Linked DNA regions of Homo sapiens: region 2 is linked to region 1. The links are chromatin loops, found by intact Hi-C in ENCODE. Cell type or tissue: PC-3. All regions are shown on one strand.

Evidence for each region. A loop is a pair of places that touch in the nucleus more often than their neighbours do. Peaks named below come from ENCODE experiments on the same cell type or tissue, not always from the same donor. Only the 100,000 strongest peaks of a DNase experiment are listed, where the experiment ranks them.
Region 2: it touches region 1 in a loop (5-fold over the local background); 8 of 110 quality-filtered maps call a loop at or near these places.

What each region holds. Positions count from the first base shown.
Region 1 is chr17:72,556,202-72,564,201 of GRCh38, forward strand. The region is part of intron 1 of LINC00673 (long intergenic non-protein coding RNA 673); the gene reads right to left. Among named protein-coding and RNA genes, the nearest start is that of LINC00673, 33 kb to the right of the region's middle. RefSeq lists an enhancer at 578-1,078. In PC-3, CTCF peaks have their summits at 888 (motif pointing right), 4,190 (motif pointing right), 4,989 (motif pointing left), 5,189 and 1 weaker place; DNase peaks (open chromatin) are centred at 950, 4,210 and 4,900; H3K27ac peaks cover 1,734 bases.
Region 2 is chr17:72,611,056-72,619,055 of GRCh38, forward strand. LINC00511 (long intergenic non-protein coding RNA 511) reads right to left here. Exons shown (of 5, transcript NR_033876.1): 3 at 7,261-7,509. Among named protein-coding and RNA genes, the nearest start is that of LINC00673, 22 kb to the left of the region's middle. In PC-3, no CTCF peak of the experiment used is centred here; DNase peaks (open chromatin) are centred at 3,126, 3,676, 4,186 and 7,106; H3K4me3 peaks cover 1,900 bases; H3K27ac peaks cover 4,354 bases.

The sequences.
Region 1 (8,000 bases):
CTTGTTGTATGCATATAACATAGTATGAAGATGTTAATACCAAGAGAAACTGGGTGAGAGATATATCAGAACTCCTATTATTATTATTATTATTTTGAGACGGAGTCTTGCTCTGTCGCCCAGGCTGGAGTGCAGTGGCACGATCTCGGCTCACTGCAACCTCTGCCTCCCGGGTTCAAGCAATTCTCTGCCTCAGCCTCCTGAGTAGCCGGGATTACAGGCATCCACCACCACGCCCAGCTAATTTTTGTATTTTTAGTAGAGACAGGGGTTTCACCATGTTGGCCAGGCTGGTCTCGAACTCCTGACCTCGTGATCCACCCACCTCGGCCTCCCAAAGTGCTGGGATTACAGGCGTGAGCCACCGCGCCCAGCCCAGGAACTCATTTTCTGTAAATGTATTTTCTGTAAACTTTTCCGTAAATCCAAAAGTATTCCAGAAAGTGGATAATGTGTGGAAATCTTCAATAACGCAACCTGTGTCATACAATGGGATGATGTCACAAAGCTGTATACAGTTTACGGGCGATAGGCAGCTGCGTCCTGCCCCTAATTTTTAGAATTAGAGCAGCTACCCGGTGCCAGGTGCTTTACTGTCGCTAATTCACAAAACGCCATGAACAGGAGCCTCCCCGTGAATGGAAAACCAGCAATGAGAGCGCTTCAGTCGCTTGACAGTCACATTCATGTGTGCACCTGATCCGGCGCTGGCTCCAAAGCCCATGTTCTTTCCCACACGCCCCACTGTGCCCCTCCGAGACTGGAACCGTAGAGAGCGACCACCTCTTTCTATCAGGCCCCAGTGCCCTGCAAGACACAAGACCCTCCGGGAGGGGTCTCTGTCCATGGGTCCATGGTCCCAGATGCTGGAGTGAGAGCTTCATTTGAAAGCCGATACACGGAATAACCACGAGGTGGCGACAGACCCCAGCAATATCCAGGAGAGATGCCCGCGGGCCCAGAGGAGCTGCCTGAGCTCAGGTGCTGCTCTTCGCCTGACTTCCCTGCTGGGCACAGCTGGTTATAAGGAGTTAATGCCTTTGCCCTGGCCACGATTTTTGTGAGGACAGAAGCGAGCCACTTCCCTCAAGCACCGTTATAACTCTGGAGGTCTATCTGTTAGGAACAATGCAGATTGTGCCTTCGCCGGCCTTTGGCAGAAACCGGCAGAGCTCTTTACATAGGACCACACCCCCAGGCACGCACACAACACACACACACTCACACACCCACTCACACACACACCCACACATACCACACACACCCAGACACACACACACCACACACATTCTCACACACACACACCCCTCCCCAGAGACACACAACACACACTCAGACACACGCCCAAACACGCACACAACACAGACACACATAACGCAGACACACACAACATATACACACTCATACACCCAGACACACAGAGACGCACAAGACTCAGACGCGCACACACACACTCATACACACACAGGCAGAAACCCAGATATACACAATCATACACACACCCACACACTTATGCACACTCACACTCATATACACACCCAGGCACACACACTCATACACCAAGATACACACCCACACACTCATACACAGACATACAGACACACACACACCAGATATGCACACTCACACATACACTCAGACACACTCACATACACTCTCTCACACACATACTCCTGGGAGGGATCCTGACATTCACCTAGGGGAGTCAGGGGCTACAGGCCTTGACAAGCATGCTAACAATTTCCAGTGTGGGTAACAGACCTGGGTCCTGGTCTCCCACCTTTTAAACCTCAGATGCTCCAGCCTGTAATCCCTACTACCTGGGTTTGAATCCCAGCTCTGTTACTTACCATTTATGTGACCTTGGGCAGGTGGCTTAGCTGTGGTCCTCACTTTCCCCACCTAGGGCCTAGAGACAGGAGCAGGGCTAAGCCCACTGGATTTTTAAATGTATAGCTGAAAGTCACTTGAATCAGAGCCTCATCAATGTCTGGCACTTTTTGCTGTTGTTTCTACCCCTTGAGGGAGTGTATTTACCCTGCCCCCAGTCCTCTGTATTCAACAGAATACAATTCTTGTATATGAAGACAACACGGGCTTACCATGACAAGCCTAGAAGAGGTCCTAATGAACAGGTGCCCTGCTATCTACTCAGGCTACGAAAGAAAAGACTAGAGATTCCTCCAAACTACAGACTCGATTCATGGGAGATGCTCTCCACCTCTAACTGGTTTCCAAGAATCCACCATAGTGGGCCATCTTGTTACCTAGGGAGGACTTGAGGGCACCCAGACCTCAAAGGATCCGCTAGGAAAGTCATGTGGGCAAAGCTGCAATGTTTTCTCTCTCCGTTCCTGAGAGTTTGGTTTTTCCAATGGTCAAAGTGAATGTTCAGGATCTACTGCCTTAAAAACCTTCTCTAGGCTAAAATGTGACAGCCCTATAATGACAGAGGACTTGCACACTCCAGCAGAGCATGCTATTCCTGTAGGCCCTCAAGTGTTTATATGAGACAGACTCAAGTGTTTTCTGGAAACAGTCATGTTGTAGCATAGGAGGGTGATGGAGCCTCCCAGGAAAGGGTGGCACCCATGAGTCCCCGGATTTTCCCTAGAAGGTGCCAGCCTTTACGACCTGTACAGAAGAGCTGCCTTCCAGGGGGCTGGCAGAGCAGAACTCCCCACATTGTGCCAGCTCATCGTCACCAAAAGCTCCACTGCCAACACGCACTTCATGGAGGGAGAGAGAAAAACCAGGGTTCAATCCGTTCTTTCTAGACCAGGGCTCCAGAAAGCAGGGGTCCTAGAGCAGGAGTCCCAGGAGTCTAGAGCAAGGGTCCCCTGACCAGCAGCATCTGCATCAACAGGGAGCTTACAAGAAATGCAGGTTCTCAGGCCCTGCACCAGAGCAACTGAATCAGGAACATTGCGGGTGGGACCAGCCATCTGTGTCCTAAACAGCCCCCCACAGGGGCTCAGATGAGCTCCAGCTGAAAAACCACGGGCCTAGATGCTCTGAGGAGTACGGTTCATCAAACCCAGCAGCCACTGCACTGTTCTGGCCTTCCTCAGAGTGACCTTTACAGACCTGCTGTTTTTCGTTTTTTGTTTTTCTGAGACAGAGTTTCACTCTCGTTGCCCAGGCTGGAGTGCAATGACATGATCTCTCGGCTCACTGCAACCTCCACCTCCCGGGTCCAAGGGATTCTCCTCCCTCAGCCTCCCGAGTAGCTGGGATTACAGAGCCTGTCGCCACGCCCAGCTAATTTTTTGTATTTTTAGTAGAGACAGGGTTTCACCATGTTGGCCAGGCTGGTCTCGAACTCCTGACCTCAGGTGATCCTCCCACCTCAGCCTCCCAAAGTGCTGGGATTACAGGCGTGAGCCAGCGCACCCAGCCCAGACCTGCACTTTTGTATTTATGTCACAGGCCTCCTTAGTAGAAAGTGGCGGGGAAAGAACCTAGAAGATCCTTGAAGCTCAGAATTTCCTGTGGGAAGAGGATGCGTCCACCACAGAGCATTCCTGGGGAGCCCACGCATCTCTCTGCACAGTGGCAGCCCGTGGATAACTTCACCTAATAAGAATTGATAGAGCTGACCCAGAAAGTACTAGCCTACACCGGACCATAGCCCTGCCACCCCTAGCAATTATATAGGGATTAGAGCAGAATATTTTATCCCAGCTTTCCCCGTGGCTTTTATCTTATTTTTCCTTCCTTTATTTATTTTTATTTTTTTAGATACAGGGTCTTGTTCTGTCACCCAGGCCGGAGTGCAGTGGCGTGATCGCAGCTCACTGTAGCTTCAAACTCCCAGCTCAGTCTCTGAAGTAGCCGGGACCATCAAGCCGGCTAATTTGTTTTTTGAAAAGATAGGGCCTCACTATGCTGCCCAGGCTGGTCTCAAACTTGTGGGCTCAGGGGATCCTCCTACCTGGGCCTCCCAACGTGTTGGAATTACAGCCATGAGCCACCGCGCCCAGCCTTTATTTCCTTTACTTATGAAAATAACATTTTAAATTAAATGCCTTAAGTCCTTTTGGCGATAGACCAGGTATGTTCAATAGTCTGCCAAAGACATGTGAGTTTTCTAAAGCTATTTCCATCCATGTCGGATTGGGGTGAGAGAAGGGAGACCCAGTTAGGCTGCTGGTAAATGTGTACATGGCCTGCACCTGCAATAATATAACCTGAACACTAGAGGGCACCAGAGCCCAAGAGTCAGGCAGCCCCAGACTTGGCCCTGAGCAGGAAGCACCAGGCGCAATAAAAGCCCCCTCCAGACCCCATAACTATCCAGGCTGCAAGAGCTGCAAGATCCAGACCCTCCTCAGCCTCACACCTCCAAACACCCACCTGCCCGTGTTCACCTGTGGGGTGGTCAGTAAGCAAGTGCCCAGGGACACACGGAGCAGGGCTGCAACCCCAGGCCATCAGTCGGCCTGTGCTCTGAGCCCCCACTGCGTGCCAAGTGCTGCAGGGAGGGAACCATGATGGTGCCGTGCACGTGTGCAGAGCCTATCACTTACCAAACATGTTCGCCCACACACAGACACACAGACATGCACACGCCACCTCTTTATATCATCCCCAGCACCCAGTAAGGCCAGCTCCATCACCCCATCCTGCTGATGAGAAAAATGAGTCCCAAGAGTGCACGGTGACTTCTCAGGGTCAGACATCCTGGCTGGTTAACAGCCGCCCAGCTGGGGAGGTCCCACTCGGCCCAGGGTGGTTTTCCACTTTAGCGCAGCACCTCCCAAAAAGCAAACATGAACCTGTTCTCGGGAGTCCTGCCTGCGATAACCTGGAGCTGGGCTAAACCTGGAGTGAATGCTGTTAACCAAGCTCAGGGCGGGTTTCCAGGAGGCTGAGCTCGCACAGCCACAATGGCAAAGCCACCACTCAGAGAGCTGGAGCCCTTTAGTTTCCCGGCGCCTCCTGCCGGTTCTTCCCGTAAACGTCTGTGGCTCATGCTGCACAGTATTCGGTTGCATCTGCTGCTTCATGGCTCTGTAAAAGGCAAGGTGGGGGGCTGTGTATATGTACGCATGAGTATGCATGCACGTGTGTATGTGCACATATATATGCATTTATGCACCCCCTAGAGGCACTATGGGCCATGAGGGACCTGCCTGTCCCTCCCTGCACCTCATTCTGGCCACAGTGGCCAGTCCTCTACCCCTGTCCCCAGCCGTGTCCTGCCCCAGACCCACCGGGAAAATGCAAGGGAGAGACAAGGCACCCTGCACAAATCCACAGACGCTTACAGGGTGACACCAGAAAGGAAACCTCCAGGCAACCTACCTGTCCCGGAGCTCACAGGGAGTGTGGCCCTCCCAGACACCCAGCCTGACTCCCCAGACACAGCCATCATCCAAAAATGGCACCACAGAGGCAGCCATCAATTATTTTGTTTCTAGTCTTGCTCAAGTTTTTTGCACTTATTCCCTTTTTGTCCTAATAAATAATTTCCATCAAAAGGAATCCCGCGAACATGGCTATTTGGCAGAGAACAATCATATGTCAAACTTTCCTACATCTACAAGAAGAATGGATCTGTTGAAACCCATTTAAGTCTCAAATGATGTATACAGAATATAGAGAATATTCTTTGCCACAGATGAGAATATCCCTCTCGTTCTGAAAATCTGGCTGAGCAGGGCCGGTGCTGGAGCAAGGTCCGTGCTGGAGCAAGGTATGGGGGAGTCCTCTTTCCCATGACCACTTGCATGGGTGTCTTCATGAGACCCACTGGGCATGGTGGTGGGGAGAGGGCTCATGGGGCTGAGCTCCTGGGGGTGAGCTGTAACCCTTCTTTGGGGACTTTTTATCTCAGACTGAAGGGCTCAGTCTCGGTGACCAGGGCAGATTCTGCCACCCTGCAGCTGTTTTGGAGGAAGGTCAGGGAGGCCCATGAATATGGAACCAACCAGGAGGAGGTTCTTGGGACACACAGATCCAGGACAACACAGCCCCAGGCTGACGTCCCCATCAGACCATCCATGAGGCACAAACCAGCGCCCGCCATACTCTGAAGGGCCCATGAAAATGTTTTAACTTCTTTTAAAATCAGGGGAAAAAAAAATAGAACACATGCTTTTAGGTAAAAAAAATGTTTTAATATATCATAATATTTGACATTTTTAATATATTTTTTAAGTAGGAAGGGATCCAAGAGGGCAAAGTTGCCCAGAACCTGCAAAAGTCAGAATGGCTAGAGTGGCCCGGGAAGTTTCCAGAACTCCTGAGCTGGGACAGCCGAGGTACACTGACAACCGCACCATAGACAGCCCCCCAAAGCCAGATGCCCCTTCTCGTGGGCCCTGAGAGGGGAGTTACTGCACCTGCCAGAGCACAGCTACATGGCCCAAGGTGCTTCCAGCTGCAATGAGACCCTAAGAACTCTGTCCACTTAGGAAAGGTTCTTATCCAACCCCGGGGCCAGGCAGGAATGGGCGTGGAGAGCTGGGTAACAGCAGAAAACCAGGAAGATGCAACTCTCCCCGTTCTCCTGAGACAAACCCTAGTGCAAGACTCCACTGCATTTCCTTCCATTTCTATTGACTATGGTAATATGCACATACCACGCAACTCGGCATTTTAACCTGTTTCAAGTGTACGATGACAGCACATTCACAGTGTCGTGCAAGCATCACCACCATCTAGGTCCAGAGCACTATCAGCCCCTCTGAAAGGAAACTCCACCCCATTCATCAGCCACTGTCCACTCCCTGACCCCAGCCCAGCCCCTGCCAGCCACTAAGCTCCTTCCTGTCTCTGTGGGTTTGCCTATCCTGGACATTTCATAGCAATGGGATGTGCAACAGGGGGCCTTTTGTGTCTGGCTCCTCTCAGCCTCAGGTTTTCAAGGTACCTCCATGTTGGTAGCACATGTCCATGCTTTGGTCCTTTCTATGGCTGAATAATGCCCCCCACACACACACTGCCTGCTACCTTCCATTGGTTTTTCTCCCCTTAGGGGCATGAAAGTGCTAATAAAGGAAAGCTGAAACCTCTATGACTTATGTTAACAAACCTCAGCTCCAAGCACTCACCTAGGTAAGAGATGTGGGTGCTGAGAACTGAAAATGAGCAGGCACACGCTTTTTTATTATTTATTTTTGTTTTGTTTTTTTTTTGAGACGGAGTCTCGCTCTGTCACCAGGCTGGAGTGCAGTTGGCGCCATCTCGGTTCACTGCAACCTCTGCCTCCTGGGTTCAAGCGATTCTTCTGCCTCAACCTCCTGAGTAGCTGGGATTACAGACGCTCACCACCATGTCCGGGTGATTTTTGTATTTTTAGTAGAGACGAGGGTTTCATCATATTGGGCCAGGCTGGTCTCGAACTCCTGACCTCGTGATCCACCCGCCTTGGCCTCCCAAAGTGCTGGGATTACAGGTGTGAGCCACCACGCCCCACCTATTAATTTATTTATTTTGAGACAGAGTCTCACTCCATCACCCGGGCTGGAGCGCAATAGTGTGATCTCGACTTATTGCAACCTCTGCCTCCCGGGTTCAAGTGATTCTCCTGCCTCAGCCTCCCAAGTAGCTGGGATTATAGGCAAGCGTTCATAAATGTTCCCATACACGTCTGTGGCTCATGCTACATGGTATTCGGTTGAATCTGCTGCCTCATGGCTCTATAAAAGGCAAGGTGGGGGGTGTGCATATGTGTGCACATGAGCATGCATGCACGTCTGGCTATTTTTTCATATTTTCAGTAGAGACGGGGTTTCACCATGTTGGCCAGGCTGGTCTCGAACTCCTGACCTCAAGTGATCCTCCCACCTTGGCCTCCCAAAGTGCTGGGATTACAGAAGGCAAGCACATTTTTAAACCACAAAACACAAAAAGTCAGATCCACCTGCGAGCGTGCATTCTGTCTGGCGTCAGCCCTAATAGTCTCCCTCTCTTCCATCATTCAGGGCCCCAGGGAGTCGAGTGCTTACTCAGCACTTAGACCAGGGGATTCAGGGATTTCTGCCTGGAAAGCC
Region 2 (8,000 bases), 55 kb after region 1:
ACAATCAGAAAATAATGATTTGTTCCTACATCAACACTGCAGTTACTCAGTTCATATATTTGTTTATTGAACTGAGAGCTTCTATTAAATTGTGAATATATCAAATAGTGTTTGTTGAGCTGAGAGTCTCTTTATGTGATAAGTTTGTTTCTAAAACTAATTGCTGCTTTAGAATACCTATAATGCAAATTATTCCGCCTGGTACCCGCTCCTCCTTTGAGAACAACGCTTCCCACCTCGTCCCACGGTTCTGGCAGGAGCAGCTCTGTTGGTGCATGGCCTTCTTCCTCCCCTTGGCTACAGTTGACGGGTCCAAGGATGGGCATCTGACTTTAGCTAATCCAATCAGAGTCCTGCCTTGAGATTTGGCTGACTAGAACCGAATAAGGGAAGCTCGCCCTCAGTGAAAGCTGCAAGATGTAAAAGTCAAGGGCAAGAGGGTGCTCATGTTTCCTCCCAAATGAAGAAAGCAGATCTGTAAAGAGAGAGAAGAAAGCTCCGTGCAGAGAAAACTCATTCCACACATGCCCAGAAGATGGACTATATTCTTTCTGTCCTTCCGGTTGATATTTCATTCTTTCTTGATTGTTGTTGTTGCTTTGTTTTGACATAATCCTTCCAATAAATACCTTGGGATCCATGCTAGTCCCACTTGGGGATCTACTCCTTGCAGCTCCCAATCCATGCATTAAGAGGTCATGATAAAGACAGTCACAGCTGGCCGGGCACAGTGGCCCACGCCTGTAATCCCAGCACTTTGGGAGGCCGAGGCAGGTGGATCACCTGAGGTCAGACTGGCCAACATAGTGAAACCCTGTCTCTACTAAAAATACAAAAATAACTGGGCATGGTGGCAGGTGACTGTAATCCCAGCTACTTGGGAGGCTGAGGCAGGAGAATTGCTTGAACCCAGGAGGCAGAGGTTGCAGCGAGCTGAGATCACCCCATTGCACTCCAGCCTGGCCGACAAGTGTGAAACTCAGTCTCAAAAAACAAAACATGACCGGGCGCGGTGGCTCACGCCTGTAATCCCAGCACTTTGGGAGGCTGAGGCGGGTGGATCATGAGGTCGGGAGATCGAGACCATCCTGGCTAACATGGTGAAACCCCATCTCTACTAAAAATAAAAAAAAAAAAATTAGCTGGGCATGGTAGCGGGTCCCTGTAGTCCCAGCTACTCAGGAGGCTGAGGCAGGAGAATGGCGTGAACCTGGGAGGCGGAGCTTGCAGTGAGCCGAGATCACGCCACTGCACTCCAGCCTGGGCAACTGAGCAAGACTCTGTCTCAAAACAAAACAAAACAAAACAAAACAAAACACAAAGACAGTCACAGCAACTACTGAGACGGGAAAGCTATCATGGCATGGTGTGCATGCCTGTATTTTAAAACAGACAGATACTTACAGACTATCTTCCGGCTAAACATTTTCCTAAGTTTTGGAAGAAGTCTCAATAAATTGGAACAAGTCTCAATTTTCCTGCTCAGAATTCTCTGATGCTCAGATGATGATGGTTCAATTGGAGGTAGCTCACCAGGGCAAACGGCCTGCTTCTGCACTGCCAGAGGAACGAAGGTGGAAGCCGCTCAAAAAGAGGAGCTTCAGTTGGAGCAACTCACCTCAGCACTAAAAGAAAGATGTGAAGTCCCCTGGGGAAGTCAGAAGCCGACAAAGGATGACAGAGAAAACTCCAGAAATGTTAAAGAGAAAGAGATCAACAACTGGTACATTAATAATCTGAATGATAGAAGAAACCTAGAAAATTTGCAAACTGCTTCAGTTGATGAAACTTTTCTCAATTGTAATAATTATTTGTCCATTCCATTATTATAAGGCCTCTGTTTGAGCAGAAATACCATGCATAAAAGAAGAGAAAAAGGATTTGTTCTGTGTGTCTTTTTTTTTGGAGACAGAGTCTTACTCTGTTGCCCAGGCTGGAGTGCAGTGGCGTGATTGGGCTAACTGCAACCTCCACCTCCCAGGATGAAGCAACTCTCCTGCCTCAGCCTCCTGAGTAGCTGGGACTACAGGCATGCACCACCACGTCCAGCTAATTTGTGTATTTTTAGTAGAGCTGAGGTTTCAACATGTTGGCCAGGCTGGTCTCGAACTCCTGACCTCAAGTGATCTGCCTACCTTGGCCTCCCAAAGGGCTGGGATTACAGGCGTGAGCCACCGTGCCCGGCCCTGTGTGACTTTTGACTCCAGTTTTTGGATGAATCAGGGTCCTAACAGGATACAAACAGCACAACCACTTTGGGGGACTGAAAAGAGCTTAAGACAGAGATGATGTATTATGGGATGGGCAGAGTTCAAGGAACCAACAAGGGAGAGTGCAGGTTCATGGGGCCAGCAGTGGTGGGAAGGCATGACCCCCACCCTCTGAAGTCAGACGGGGCAAGGAGAGCAGAATGTTTCCAGAACCCAGAGACAGCAGCTGCGGAGAAAGGACAGCCTGCCAGAAACTGAGGCTACTTTCCTTCCACCCTCTAATCTTCTGCTATTCGCTCCACTTGCTGAACTCAGCTGGAATCCAGTGGCCAAGGGAGCCTGCTGATGCAATCCCTACAAGGGCAGCTCTTGGGGCACAGATCAGGGGTGAAATGGAGACAAGATCTGGATGGGCAAAGGAAGGAGATCCAGCTCACGTTTCAAGGGTGAGTTTCCACTCTCGTGCCAGCGTTAGAGGGGGATGCTAGGGAGAGACAGCGCCCCTGACATCCCCCCCAGCTCTAGACCTCTGTTGCCACTTGGCTTTCAGACATCTGTCCCTCGGTGCCTCTCAGATCTAGCACATCCAAACCAGACCACTGATCCTGCTACTCAGTTCTGAACCATTCTTGGACCTCCTGATGATGTGTCATGCTATTTTTCCAGATTTCTCTTCCTGGCCACCCAGGCTTAAAGCCTCAGGGCTACCTCCACTGTGCCCTCTTCGACATGTGGTCAGTTGCTACCCCCTCCCTCCACAATCCTACACTCCACCATCTTACCCATCCTGTCTTTTCTCATTTTCTTCCAACTAGACCGGTGGCATCTACTTCTAACTGTCATCTCTAATCTCTTCCCCTTTAAATGTACCCTACACACCACAGCCTGATTAATCTGTCTAAAACACAGCATGGATGGTGATTCATCTGCCCATGTCTCAACCAACCCAGCCCTTCCTTGTTCCCCAAATATGCCCCATGCTTGCCTGCCTTCATTTCTTGGCTAAAACCTTTCCTTTGCCTGGAGGAGGGGCTGCCCTTCATCTTTTTCTCCTGAAGCCAAGCTTTCTTTCATGCTCCCAAAATATTTTCATCTTCCCTCCTCCCCTCTCTCTAGATATTCTGCTTGTACCTTTCTTATGGCACATATTCCAGCTTAACTTATATTACCGTAATTCGGGGACATGGGTTCTTTCTTATTTTCCTTACCCCATTGCAAATTTGAGAGCCAGAGTCATGCCCTGTTCATTTCCGTAGTTGCCCCTGAGACCTAGCCAAACAGCTGGCACATAGTGGATGCTAAATCCCCATGCAGTGAATGAATGAATGTGGCTATCACTTAGGATATTTTCCAAAAGCCGTATGTACAATATATTTCTTGGCCTGTCTCTCTTGTCTACATAATGATACAAATCAAGGAAGGCCCTAACGAGTCCCATGTTGATTGTGGGGCATATGACTAATCCCGTAATACACTTGGACTGCTTTATGAAAGCACTTTTCAAACAGCTTTATAGCATATCTAGGCCACAAGGTTGGGAATAGATACCTAGAGATTTATTGGATCATTAAATGAACTAGGGAACAATAGGCATTGTGTTAATTTACACACACAGTGGGAGAGATCCAGGACACCTAAACCATCCCCATGTTAAAAATCAGCCCTCAGGCCCCATATAGTCTGCAACTCACCCAAAAGTACCCCCACGAGGTACACAGGAGCCTCTCCCCAGGCTCATGGAAACAGCAACAAAAGTCTTAAAGTCTTAAGTCCACCACAAAGATCTGATCGGTGTAGGTGGGGGAGGATGGGTGGTGGGAGAGAAGAGAGGAATTGTCAAAAGTGCAGTGATTTAGTGTCTGTCTCTTTCTTCCCTTCTCCCTCCCTCCCTCCCATCACCCTGCCTCCTGCACAAGGAACTATTGAGAAGGCACAGAACAAACGCTCCCTTATGCGGCTCCCACGGCGTCTCTCGGTTTGTCGGAGACAGCTGCCCAAAGCACGCTATGGTTACTCATTACCCGGGTTCCCAGGCAGGAAAAGGAGCAAACTTAATAGACTCGAACTAACCCTGAGCTCAAATACTCCAGCCATAAATAAATAAATAAGTCAGGTGTACCAGGGGAAGGGGAGGGAAGTGAACGGGGAATGGCTGGGGAGGGGTCGGCAGTGTAAGCGGACTGAGTGGGGCCGGGTTGCGGGGGCGGGGGTGGCGGTGAACACAACCCAAGAGTTTCTGAAAGGGGAGGGGAAGGATGGAGGGAGGGAGGAAAACTCTTTTCTCCCTTTGGAGGAAGGACAGAGGGTGTTTGTGTTGCTTGCTTGTCCCCGCCTGCAGAGTGGACGAGAGGCTCTCAGCTGGCCATCTGGGGACCTTGCGGAAAACTAGAACTTTGAGGGGAAAGGAAAGAAAGTCCTGTTTCTCCAGCGTGAGATGTGGCTGGGGTTTTGCTTTCCTCCTGACTCACAGAGTAAATGGTTTAGTTCATGGCCATCGAAGTGCCCATTGAACAGATGGGAAGGGCAAGGATGGAGAGAGAAGCAAAGGGACTGAGGGGCAGAGTGACTGTTGGCAGGAAGTCAGTCGTGCTCCAAAACTTTGAAGTCGTCTCTATGAGTGCTCCTCAACCCACACACTTTTGCCCCTCCCCCTACTCTGGAGACACTGGGCAACGTCTGGAGAGGTTTTTCATGGTCACAACTGGGAAGCCAGGGTGGTACTGGCATTTAGTTGGTAGAGGCCAGGATGCTACTCACCACGCTACAAGGCACAGGACAAAACCCTGTAATAAAGAATGATCCAGGCCGGGTGTGGTGGCTCATGCCTGTAATCCCAGCACTTTGGGAGGCCGAGATGGGTGGATCACCTGGATCACCTGAAGTCAGGAGTTCAAGACCCGCCTGATCAACATGGTGAAACCCCATCTCTACTAAAATTACAAAATTAGCCGGGTGTGGTGCCAGGCGCCTGTAATCCCGGGTACTCGGGAGGTGGAGACAGGAGAATCGCTTGAACCCAGGAGGTGGAGGTCGCAGTGAGCCATGATCCAGCCATTGCACTCCAGCCTGGGAAACAGAGCAAGACTCTGTCTCAAAATAATAATAATAATAAAGAATGATCCAGCCTCAAATGTCACAGTGCTGAGACTGAGAAATCCTGCTCAAGATGTAAGTCTCAGAACCCAACCTCCATCCCAGGCTGCCTCTAATTCTGCAGAGGGCATCTGTCAGTCCATAACAGGTCCATAAATTCACTCCTTCTTCCAGGGTGAAGAATGGAGAAAAATCAAAGAACAGCACATGCAACGATGCATTGGTGATCTCCTTCCTGCTAACCCTGTGGCCAAGAACACAAAGCAAACACGACCCCCAACAGAGAAGGCAGGGGAGGAGCCCACCAGTCAAACCAGCATTCCCTAGTCCCCGCCTGATCATTGAACAGACTTGAGGGGGCGCAGCATCTTTTACCTGGTCTCAGAATTTCTGCCAGTCTTGGCATGTTGGGGGCTTGGGAGGTTGCATTTTGGGTTTTGTTTTATGGCTTAATCTGGACCTCAATTCAGTCAAGTCAATGAGAGCAGGGACAGTCCCCAGTCACCATCTCAGGACCATGGCAAAATGTAATGAGCTTTTTCAGGAATTTAAAGTACTCACAGAAGGGCCTTCTGCAAAAATGAAGCATGACCCAATGAGTGTAGCCCAGCGCAGTGAGGGTGGACAACTTCAAGGCCATTGTTTTTCAGGGGGCTGTGGCAGCCAAGAGTTGCTGGGCCCTGTACAACCGTCAAAGTACTCCCAGGAATGCCACTGGTCTTTCCACAGTTGTCCAGGGGTGGAGAATCCACTGAGGGTCAATGACTCTGTTACAGTCATGTCAGTACCTTAAAGGTTTGTGGTGGGGGGCTGTGGAGGAGTTGGGGAGGGATTATATCTGTAGTGTGTGCGTGTATGTGATGTGCATGTGCATGTATGTAATGTGTGTGTAGATGTGTGTGATGTGCAATGTTTGTGCATATGCGTGTGCTTGTACCTGTATGTGATGTGTATGCATGGCATGTATGCATATATATAATGTGTGTGTGTACGTGTGTGCCTGTGTGTGTGTGTATGACACACCAGCTGATCAATGCCAGAACAAGAAGACCAAGGAAGATTCCAGAGATAAGACTGTCCTACATCTCTGATTGATGGGCATCTTTGAAGACGTAGGCTAGCATCTAGAGGCTTCGAGAGGAAGCTCTGCAATTTCAATTCCTGTCTCTGCTACTTCGGAGCTACGTTACCTTGGGCAAGATGTTTAATTTCAGCAAGACCCAGTTTTTCTCGTCTCTGTAGAGGGGCAATAAAAGGACCTACCTGTGGGTTTCAGGAATTAGTGAATTCATGGAAAGCACCTAGCACTGGGCACAGAGCAAGCACACAGATGTTGCCTGTTCCAATTATCACTGCTTCAGGAGACAGTTCTTCCTGGAGTCTAACCTAAGGCTGCCTGCCTCCTTCCCTGCCTCCGAGGGACTCCATTCCCCTGATCACCATCTCTGTGTGACACAGTCCTCTTGACTTTAGCTGCTTGTCTTTGGGAATGTCAAAACTCAACACTCCAGCTGTCCCCGGTTCATGTAGCCCAGCCAGGAAGGAACCGGGGGAGCTGATCACCAACTCTCAGCCTCACACGTACCTCGGGGACCCCAAAACATTTTCTGGTGGCCCAGCAGACTGAAAAAGTCTGGCTGGGGTTTTCCCCCTTTGTGCCTGCAGCCAATGCCAGCTGAGGCTTTCCCTCCTAATTCCCCAGATGCCTGACGGCGTTATTGCCACAATAAAGCAATGACAGTCCCCTATCAGCTCTCAATCAGCCTAGCCTGCCCTTCACAACCGGTTTGTCAGACCGCCCCGCCCTTCCTCGTTGTTAGCTCTCTGCTTGCTTATCTGCTGCTGGAGACAGAAGTCTCTGGTTTAATTGTGGCAAATTAATGATTGAACTCCACAGCCAACTCCTCCCCAAGTGCACGACAATCCCTCCCATTGAAGGCGCCAAGAAGGAACTCACTGTCATCGCCGAGACCAGAGTCAGCGGGTGAAGGCAGCGACCAGTTCTGGAACCACATTCAGTCCCACACCCAAGCAGCTGAGCGAAACTCTTCCTCCTCCACGAGGCCTCTCCCAGCCCTTCAGTTCATGACGCCTTGGTGAGAGAGGTCTGTATAGCAACACGGCTGCACTGAAGCTTCCTTTGTAGGTCGATCGATGGTGCTGTGCCACATAAATCACCAGCTTATTTCTCCTGGCATGTGAGCACCTATGCCCGATGAGAGCAGATACATAATCAGTGTTGAGTTAATGAAGGAGCACAGATGAGTCTCCTCTCCCGACTCAATCAATTTTATTGTATAATGGTGGCTATATATTTAATAACATGTAACTCACAGGCTCGGTTTCAAGCACTTCCTCCTAATAACTCTACGAGGTAGGTACTGTTGCCATCAACACCTGTTTTACAGATGAGGAAACTGAGGCACTGAGAGGTTAAGTTGCATGTGTAAGACTCTAATGAGTGGCAAACTAGGATTCAGACTCAGCGTCCACACACCTAAGCATCACAGTATACCCCACCCATGAGGATGCTACCCTTATATAAAATGGTAAAATGAAAACCTGGACTCTACCACCCAACTGAAGATCTAGAAGATGATCCATGCCTCACTCTGACTTTCTTTTTCTTTTTTTTTTTGAGACGGAGTCTTGCTCAGTAACCCAGGCTGGAGTGCAGTGGCGCGATCTCAGCTGACT